Regions from separate parts of the Homo sapiens genome. Here all the other regions are linked to region 1. Evidence: chromatin contacts called from ENCODE Hi-C or POLR2A ChIA-PET data. All regions are on one chromosome and are shown on one strand. The core of a region is the stretch at or near the end of the contact, and the rest is flanking DNA. Distances in the headings are between cores, read along the strand shown.

The links. Hi-C counts contacts between places; a loop is a spot of excess contacts on that map. ChIA-PET counts read pairs that join two places held with the same protein, here RNA polymerase II (POLR2A). Pooled maps may share reads with other maps.
Region 2: a map of CD8-positive, alpha-beta T cell shows a loop between it and region 1 (4-fold over the local background). The contact joins the enhancer-like site here to the promoter of ACVR2A in region 1. A Hi-C loop is called at or near these places in 1 of 168 maps with a recorded cell type or tissue (CD8-positive, alpha-beta T cell) and 5 of 50 pooled maps. POLR2A ChIA-PET finds 5 or more read pairs at or near these places in 1 of 52 experiments (A673).
Region 3: a pooled map shows a loop between it and region 1 (3-fold over the local background). The contact joins the promoter of LYPD6B here to the promoter of ACVR2A in region 1. A Hi-C loop is called at or near these places in 1 of 37 single-sample maps with no recorded cell type and 2 of 50 pooled maps. POLR2A ChIA-PET finds 5 or more read pairs at or near these places in 1 of 52 experiments (K562).

Annotation. Positions count from the first base shown.
Region 1 is chr2:147,843,523-147,846,459 of GRCh38, reverse strand. It overlaps ACVR2A (activin A receptor type 2A), which reads right to left and starts at 1,431. Exons shown (of 11, transcript NM_001616.5): 1 at 1,253-1,431. The coding sequence starts at 1,307. RefSeq lists silencers at 990-1,069, 1,825-1,934, 2,015-2,204 and an enhancer at 2,331-2,937.
Region 2 is chr2:149,160,319-149,163,255 of GRCh38, reverse strand. It overlaps LYPD6B (LY6/PLAUR domain containing 6B), which reads right to left. Exons shown (of 7, transcript NM_177964.5): 3 at 2,421-2,492. Among named protein-coding and RNA genes, the nearest start is that of LYPD6B, 120 kb to the right of the region's middle. Within about 2 kb of position 1,540, at least 2 of the 41 ENCODE cell types and tissues checked have a DNase peak (open chromatin) inside an H3K27ac peak, as active enhancers do.
Region 3 is chr2:149,037,135-149,040,071 of GRCh38, reverse strand. It overlaps LYPD6B (LY6/PLAUR domain containing 6B), which reads right to left and starts at 1,373. Exons shown (of 7, transcript NM_177964.5): 1 at 1,271-1,373. RefSeq lists enhancers at 881-940, 981-1,030, 2,244-2,303 and silencers at 1,111-1,270, 1,281-1,620.

The sequences.
Region 1 (2,937 bases), core at 182-2,681:
CTATACATTACAAAAGATTATATTTAAAGGGGGGTGGGGAAGACGGACACAAACACACAAACACACACACACACACCCCACAGAGGTACACAAAGAAGACTACCACCCTTTAATTTTCCTGTGGCAAACGAGATAAAGACATGGCCATGAAACCTGTCAATTCGCCCCCGTTTCCAAGAGTCCCCCGTAATTCTATGCCACAAGCTTGTAACTGAATATTAAATTTTACAATAAATAGATCCAATGAGACTTATTTAAAATGTTTCATCTATTGAACTAACTCTCCTGTTATGTACATCTGCACACCTTTCAGCTAGATGCTGTATTTATTTATAGAATTTCAAATACAAAAGACTAGATAGTTTTTCCAACCACTGGTTGCAACCATAGAACGTCCTCACAAAATCAAAATTTCCAATATAAAATGGCCCGTTTATTCCCCCAACCTTGAGCTAAAACCTATTTTATGAGTGTACTATATTTAACAAAAACAATTTCACATGGGTTGTTCTAAACCGAAAACAATGCTTCAATACAAAGCGTTTAAAATAAGTATTCCGTAGGTAAGCAAAATCTATGCCCCAAAAGAGCACACAAATGGTGGTTGAACGCCAGCACATTACCAATACCAAGCGGCATACCTCTTCTGCACTGGGTTATAGTTAATACTCCAACAACAACTACAACTATTTTTAACACTGCTGGACGCTGAAGTTGAAGAAAACGTGAGGGGAGACCCAGATTAAATTGCTGATAGGATGTATTGTTTCCCACAGCCAAAATTAAGCAGCAACTGGCTTGATCTATGTCGTGATATTCACCGGTGAAGCACTAATTAAACGATGACAAAAAGCAACCCTTGTTTTGGAGGAGCCCACACTAAATACTCCTTTCAGATCTCAACCTTTGCATAAATTGTCACTTGTGGTATTTGCGGCTTAATTGCAACCCAACCAGCGCTGTCATCCAGTGTTATGGCCACAAAACATGACTTTCTCACTTCCACAACAACACAGCACTCACTCTTATCAGCTCGCCGACCCAACTCAAAAAGAGAAAAATGCATGGAGGTTTCCAGATCACAATCAGACCTGGGGGCGGGGGGGGGGGGCGGTGGCAGCCGAGGGGCGCAGGGAGTGGGCAACCTCCCCAGGCTCCACTGGACTCTCCGACTCAACACCAGCCGCGGCCCCCAGCAGCGGCCGCCGCGGCCGCAGGAGCAGCCCCACCGCGCCGCGCTCCCTGCACCTACCTGAAGAACAGGAGATAAGAAAGACGGCAAACGCCAACTTTGCAGCAGCTCCCATTTTCCCGAGGCGCCGGGGAATCCGGAGGAAGTTCTCGCTAGATATCCAGTTCCCTGGGTCTTCCTCGGAGACAAACCTCCTGGTGTAAAATCAACCGTCATAAAACATATTCGGAAGCCCAGACCAAAAAAAAAAAAAAAAAAAAAAAAAAACGCTCACTGGGTTAAAAAAAAAAAAGAAAAAAAAGAGCACAACGATAAAAAATAAAATGCACCACGGGGGAAAAACCGCCACACACACGCACAACACACAAAACCAAACAACGAAAAGCCAACAACAACAAAAGCGGGTTTAAATCACTGTCAAAATCACTGTCAGCTCCGCTCGCCTCTCCCGTCTCTCGGAACAAAACGCCAGGCTGAGGCGACGAAGAGGCGGCGGCGGCAGCGGCGTCCGCTGCCGCCCGGACAGTCTGGGAACTGACTGGGTCCGATGTCCGGACCGACCTTCAACCCAGACACCTAAAGTCCGAGGACCACTGGCGGCCGAGCTCGCGGCGGTGGCGGCGAGGCGGCTGCGGCGCGGGGAAGGGGCGGCGGGCGGCAGCGGCGGCGGCGGTGCAGGCGGCGGCCAAGTTCTGGTCCAGGCTCTGGCTCCAGCTCCGGGCTCCGGGCTCGGCCGCGTTTTCGGTCTCCTGGCCTCCGCCGGGCTCCGCCCCCCAAACTTCCGGTTCCGGCCCGAAGCTGGAAGCCAGGCGCAGCGGAGGAACGCTCGGCGGCAGCGGCGGCGGCGGCGGCGGCGGCAGCGGCGGCCGGGCGCAGCGCGCGTGCCGGGCCGGGAGCGCGAGGAGATTGTCGGGGAAGCGAGGCGGGAGCGGGGGAGGGGTGAGAGAGCGAGGGCGGGGCGGAGTGGAGGGCGAGGAGGCGGGGCGGACGGAGGCTCGATACCGCGAGGCCTCGGCGTCCGGCCTGCTTGGGCTAGAGATACCGCGACAAAGGGGCGCGGGCGCCTCAAAGTCCCTAAGCTGTGGCTGGGCTGTGGCCGGGCGAGTAGATGCGGGCTAGGCCGGGCACGACCCGTTTCCAAATCGCGTCCGACGGGCCTGTCTGGAGCGCCCACCCAAAGGGTCAGGAGAAGCCCAAGAGGAAGAGGACCCCGAGGTGGGGCGAGTGGCCAGGGACTTCTCCAAGGGGCGTCTGCGGCGCCCAGTCTTTCCTCTGGGGGGACGCCTCGTCCGCTCTGATACCGAGGAGTCGGTGGAAGGCGGACGTGGGAGCTGTTTCGCCGCGCCCGCCGAGCTGCCCAGGCGAGCTCGCGACGCGCGAGCTGGTGTGTGCGCCCCCAGACTTAGCACTGCGTCCCACCGCTGCAGCTTCTGCACACGCGTGCTGTCTTGGTGACTAGAAAAGAAAAAGAAAAAACTCACGGAGGAAGGGCTGTCCACCCGCTCAGGATATTCACGCCATTTATCACGATGCGCAACTTGAATCCATTCCCGCCGTTCCTTTTACACACAAAGCATTGTGTTGAAAACTGTTTTGCACGTAATAGGTGCGCAAATACTTGTTTACTGCGCTTTGAAGAAAAAAATGAGGATTTCGAACGACATATTTGATGATCAGACAAGTGATTACTTGTCAAAATTTTAGCTATTTAAGGGCCTGTTTTTACCCCTTAATCCATGTCGATT
Region 2 (2,937 bases), core at 291-2,790, 1.3 Mb before region 1:
TCCACTGAGCTCAACCAAAATTGCTGCATCTATTGAAACTCCTCAGGTTATGAATCAAGAGAGTTCAGAAAACTCCTGACTGTGTGGAATTACAGAGCTGATGAGATGTTCACAGATGAAGATGCCATAAAATAAAGTAACTTACAGCTAGTTTTGGCACAGAGCTGAATCTGGGCTCCAGGCAAGCAGGACTCCTGCCCCACCCCCCACAGAGACCCCTCTCAAGATGCAAGGTATTTAAAATGTGAGGGGATGCAGGCACCCCACAATTCCAACCCAGTTGCCCAGAAAACAGAAATTAGCTATCACATATGGTGAGCAGAAACTCCGCACTTATCACGTAGGAGCAAGTCAAGGATATAACTTCTTGTGGAGTAGACTTAAGGCTCTCTAACCATACACATTTAATAGAGTACTCAGCAGCCATTAAAACAGGCAAAAGCGCAAGAAACGACTTGGTTACGTTTAAAGTTCAAAACTTAAGTACATAGAGACTATGTGAAAAAAGTAAATACAAAGGGGAAAACAACAGCAAAATACACTAAAGTGTTCATGACTACAACTGGCACCTTTTAAAATTGGGTGATTTTTACTCTTAATTCTTTCTGCTGTTCTCCATAGGCCAAATATGCTTTAACGATCTTGAACTACTTAAATGCTCTTGAATTTTTTGGCTACCTTCATGCAGAAGAGATAGCTAGAGTGTCAACAGTAGGTGGTGGTCAGGACAAAAGGGAATGCAAGCAGGGGTGAGTGTGGACATCGAGTAAAGCACAGCCGTAAATACTCCACATGGGTTGGCCCCATTCAGTGCTGTTCAATGGGTTACATTCCAGTTCTGCCACCTTTTAGCTTGTCTAACTTTGGGCAACTTACCTAATCTCTTAGGTAAGCCTCAGTTTCCTCAACTATAAAAGGTGGATATTAATAGACCCTTCCTTACAGGAATGCTGTGCAGATTGAGTGAGAGAATGCATGCAAAATGCTTAGGGTGTTGCCTGGTAGACAGTAAGAACAAACAAATGTTACCTGTAGTGATGGTGGTGATAGAGATGGTTAATAATAGAGTTACATTTTATCACCACGGTGATCATGATGATGATGATCCTGACACTGTTTAACACTGTTACTAACAATGAATTACGTTTCCTTGCTTTGGAAAATGACCCAATGTTCCCATATGTCTTATGACTAGACCGTCATTCCTCTGATCCTCAAGTCCTCTGGGTTTCTTACTAGCAGATTCTTAAGTTGAAGTTACAGCTCACATTCCACCCAATATGCCCCGGGGAAAAGAGTGATGATAATATATAAATTCCTGCTTGTTGTCTTGGGCCTTATTAGGGTCATAAAATGTTATCCATTTAGAAAGGCATCTTAGTAGATATTTTACAGAATTCTGCTTTGTACTTGAAACATATAATTATCATTAACAAACACAGGTGCTAATAATTCAATCTGCTCTTTAGGCAAGAAACAGGAACATAAACATGGCCCTGGCCAGATCAGCTCATAATCTTAAGCAATTTCCTTTGCATGTTTCCTCCCTCTCTTCCAGCCATCAGATGCAAAGTGGGAGGCCTGTTTGACAGGCAGAAGGCCTCTGGGCTGGTAGTTGATAGCCTTGATAGCCAAGAAGAAGACCATGAGACAACCAGGCCCAGTCCCCGAAGCCTCACACAGGCATTCCTTGGCATTTGCCACCTGCCCTCAGAAAAACCAAACCTCTGATTTGATGTCTTCACCTAAAAAAATGGAATCAGGCCTGACACACTAACCTGGTCAGCCTGCGCAGTAAGCACCACACCTAAAACCAAAAGACAAAATGCATCAAGTAAAAAGCAATCATCAATTAAACACATAACTTTCAATGTGCCCACGTCCATCTATGCTGTCTCTCTTCTTTGTTGGGGTAACACTCTCGTCCTGTTTTAGATCAGTAAATATTTTCTAAGGCTTAACATGCAAAGATTCTGTAACTACAAATGCTCAATAATTAGTGCACACATGTTCTAAGTGTATTCGGCAATGTATTTCACTTAATGCAGACACTTTTGAACATTGCTCCACACCCCCGACGCACCCCCATCTGTCACTGAGAAGATTACTCTGAGGAAGTTCTCTTTCAATTGACCAAATTAGCTTCTGTGGTAAGCAGAGAAGTCTTTGATCTACCAACCATTCGCTGAGCATGGGGACTCCCCTTTTTGGTTCACCAGAATTGTAACTTAAGCACAAGCCAGGCTTCCAAACCGCAGGATCACAGTGAGCAGTGAGGGCTTAGGATGGGAAACCTGGCAAACTGCCAAGGAGATGGGAAAAACACAGGGTCCCGGGACTTTCAGGAGTCCATTCCCAACAACTTAACCAGAGCTCCCAAATGAAAAGCCGAGGGCTGTTGTAACAGCTGCCATTCTTACCTTGAGAAGGAGAATGTGGTTGTCAGGCTCCTCTCTGGAACAGTGAAAAGGTTTGCACTCAGAGTAATCAGCCTACCAGAGATAAAAAAAGATAAGGAAAGAGCCACTGCTGACGATGAGTAACGTTCTTGAACAACTGGAATGTTTTCTAACAAAAGGCAGGTTTCTGGATGTTTGGAGATGTTTCAGAATAGAACAGCAATACAGTCAATTGAACAATATCAAATGCATGAAATCCCTGGAATCAAGTCAAGGTGGGGCCATTAACATTACAGAGAGTGTGAGCTAGCGTTTTATTAACACACACCTGGGCCCCATCTAATTAAGAATGGTAATAATTGGTGAAATCATACACCTCATCACATCCCTCCACAAAAATGGCTGCTTACCAAAGAGCTGGCAGAACTCTCTACAACACTGGCATATATCAGGGTATTTGGCAGGCCGTAGCATTCACACATTCAACACATCCACAATGAAGACTCTGTGCCATTTAACCTGGTTTGGAAGACAGCCC
Region 3 (2,937 bases), core at 124-2,623, 1.2 Mb before region 1:
AACACAGAGAGAAAAACAGCTAAGATATACAAGAGAGAGAACTAGCCCTGGAACCTTGTATGAGCCTCTGGAACTAGCTATAGCTTTAAACTGAAACCCTCGACCTTTTCATTTATGTGACCCAATCAATTTCTACATAGTATAAGGCAATTTTCAAGTGACCAAAACCCAACCCAAAGAAAACAATTCTGACAAATACGATGGGTAATGATGAGGGCAGTCTGACAACACCCCCTCCATCTGCAGGGCCCGTGCACTGGCAGCCCTAATCTTGGCCTCTGTGATGCTGTCAGCAAGTAAGGCATCCTGGAGGAAGCCTAACCATGAACAAGTCAGGGTGGGAAAGAATGCCCCCACCCCACAACACACACATCACCACATCAACACAAAGGGGGAAAAATCAAGCAGTATGCTATGTACTCCATGAACATCATATAACCTAAGTCTGTTGTAATGATTATAATATTAATAATACCTATTTTACTTTAAGGGAACTGAGGCTCAGAGCAGTTCAGTAACTTGCCCAAGGTCACACAGCTAGTTACTGGAATTTAAATAGCATTCTAGACTTTTCCCACTCTCTGATCCCCTGGCCTTGGGAGGTGGACAGCACCCCTCCACCCACCAGCTCCCCCCAAACGCCACAGGGCATACAGACCTGAAGCCTCACAACCCAAGCCCCCTGGAGTCAGAGCAGCCTCCAGACCCGGCTTTTGAGAAGCCCCAGGTAACTAACCAATGTGTAAGGTAGGTTATTCAACAACAAAAGTAAAGAGCCGGGGCAAGGGAAGCGGCGGCACCCAAGCTGGTCGCGCGTGAAGCGCTGCAGGGGGAAACACTGGAGCTGGCACGCTCGCTCTTGGCCCCACGATCGGCCTTGAACCCCAGCCCCAGCTCCGCGCTCTCTCCAGCAGTTTGACCCCCAGTATCTCCTCTCCCCTCGGCTCTGCCGAAGTCACTGGCCCCGCAGGGCTCTGGACGATTAGAGACCCACACCGCTCCAGCCTTGCCCCGGCCCCCTGCTCCCGTCCCGTCCAGATGTTGGCAGCTGCTCGCCTCGAGGCAGCGACCAGACCCCGACCCCGCCACTGCGCCGCGGCCCCGCGGCCCCGCGGCCCCGCGGCCCCGCGAGCTCCTGGCTGCCCCAGCGCGCCCAGAAGGGGCGCAGCGCATCTCCCGCCGCAGTCGCGCGGCCCCGCACTCGCTCCGGCGCGGGGTGAGCCGTCCCGAACCCACCACCGCCCCCGCCTGCTGCGCTGGCCCAGCTCACCTCGCCGCCCGCGCCCACCGAGCCTCTCGGCGCCCTCACCCGGCTCCCGGCCCAGGCTCCCAGCGCACCCGCCTGGGGCCGGCGTTGGCTGCTACCGCGCGGGGCGGGGCGCGGCTCCTCCCTGCCCTGAACCACCTGGGGCGCGGGAGGGGGCCGGGCCGGGACAGGTGAGCCTCGCCCGCGAGGGAGCAGCCCCGGGCCCGGCTCCGCTGGGAAACCGCAGGGCTCCACCACGAGGTTGAAAGGAGGCCCAGGCGGGCGGCAGTGTGGTAGTGGCCAGCGCTGGGGAGGCGGCAAGGAGCCTGTTCCCACCCAGCCAGCCCGGCTCAGGAAGTGAAAGAAGCACGGGATTCGGACCCCACCCAGCTTAAAGAGGGGAGGGTCCAACCCCTTTCTTCCTAGAAAACCAATGTAGAAACGAGGAGTGCAGACCCTCGGGAGTGAAAATGATTGGGCCAAGGGTGCAGGTGAGTTAGTTCAGGATTGGAAGAACTCTGAAAGACCTTTTTTGACCATTCCATCCAACCCCGTCCCCACCTTGCCCACCCGTCAAGTGATTCCCTCCCCCTTTTTAAATAATGACATTAAGCTATAAATAAGATAATTTCATATAGTGACGTCCTCCCCACCCCTGGACGGTAAGCCCCAGGAGAGGCAGGAACCTTACCCGTCCACTACTGAATCACCAGAGCTTTGAAAACTCAGGGCATTTAATACCTGATGAACAGACTAGGTGGCGCCCAGTCTTTTGCGTCCAGCGTTAGACTGGTCCCCTCGGCCCAGAGCTGCTCCAGCATCATTCCAAGCTTACTAGGGAGAATCCAGAGGCAAGCTGTTAGATTCCGGGCCACCTGTCCTCTCTCTACTGCTTACTCCCCACCCACTGCCAGCCAGGCAGCTGGGATGTGGGAGGTCTACACTCCCAGGGCACCTTATAGTGGTCAAGCAAATCTTTAACTTCTGAAGATGCCACAGACAGGAGAACTCTGAAATAAAACACTGTCCGGCCAGCCTTGCACTGTGGAAACACAGCTCAGAGTATGGGCCACTGACCCAAGATTCCATGGCTGGTAGCAAAGCTGATCCTGGGTCTGCATTTCTAAAGACAGTTGGCTGGTCTGGGGCCTTTGAGGGGCTGCTGGTTATGCCTGCAGTGGGGAAACCTGGGTACAGAACTTCTGCAGAAGTGGGGTCTGGGTTTGGTCCTCTGCTGAGACTTCTAATCTGTCTTTCCAGACCTCTGAGGTCAAGCATCTCCTGAGCCAGCTTGCATTTATTGAGGCCCCTGACAACCGCAAAAACAAAAACAATGGTATTTTTAGGTGTTCCATTTAACAAATGGCCTTCACTCACACACACACACACACACACACACACACACACACACACACACGAGGTAATGTGTCATGCTGCTCCTCACATGTTAATTTCAAGACTCGTTAAAAAAATCCATTCCGTGAAAAAATTCATTTCACTGCAGAAAGCACTGTACAACTTTAAAGTTGTATGGAGAACATTCCTTCTTATGACTATTTCAGTACACTTCCGTGACTATATATTAAACCTCCAAGGCCAAAATGGGAGGATCTCTATTAAGGTGAGGTCAGGGCCAAGAAGACTGCTCCACCCCTCCACTGACAACAAGCCCAACACTCTTAAGGTCTAGA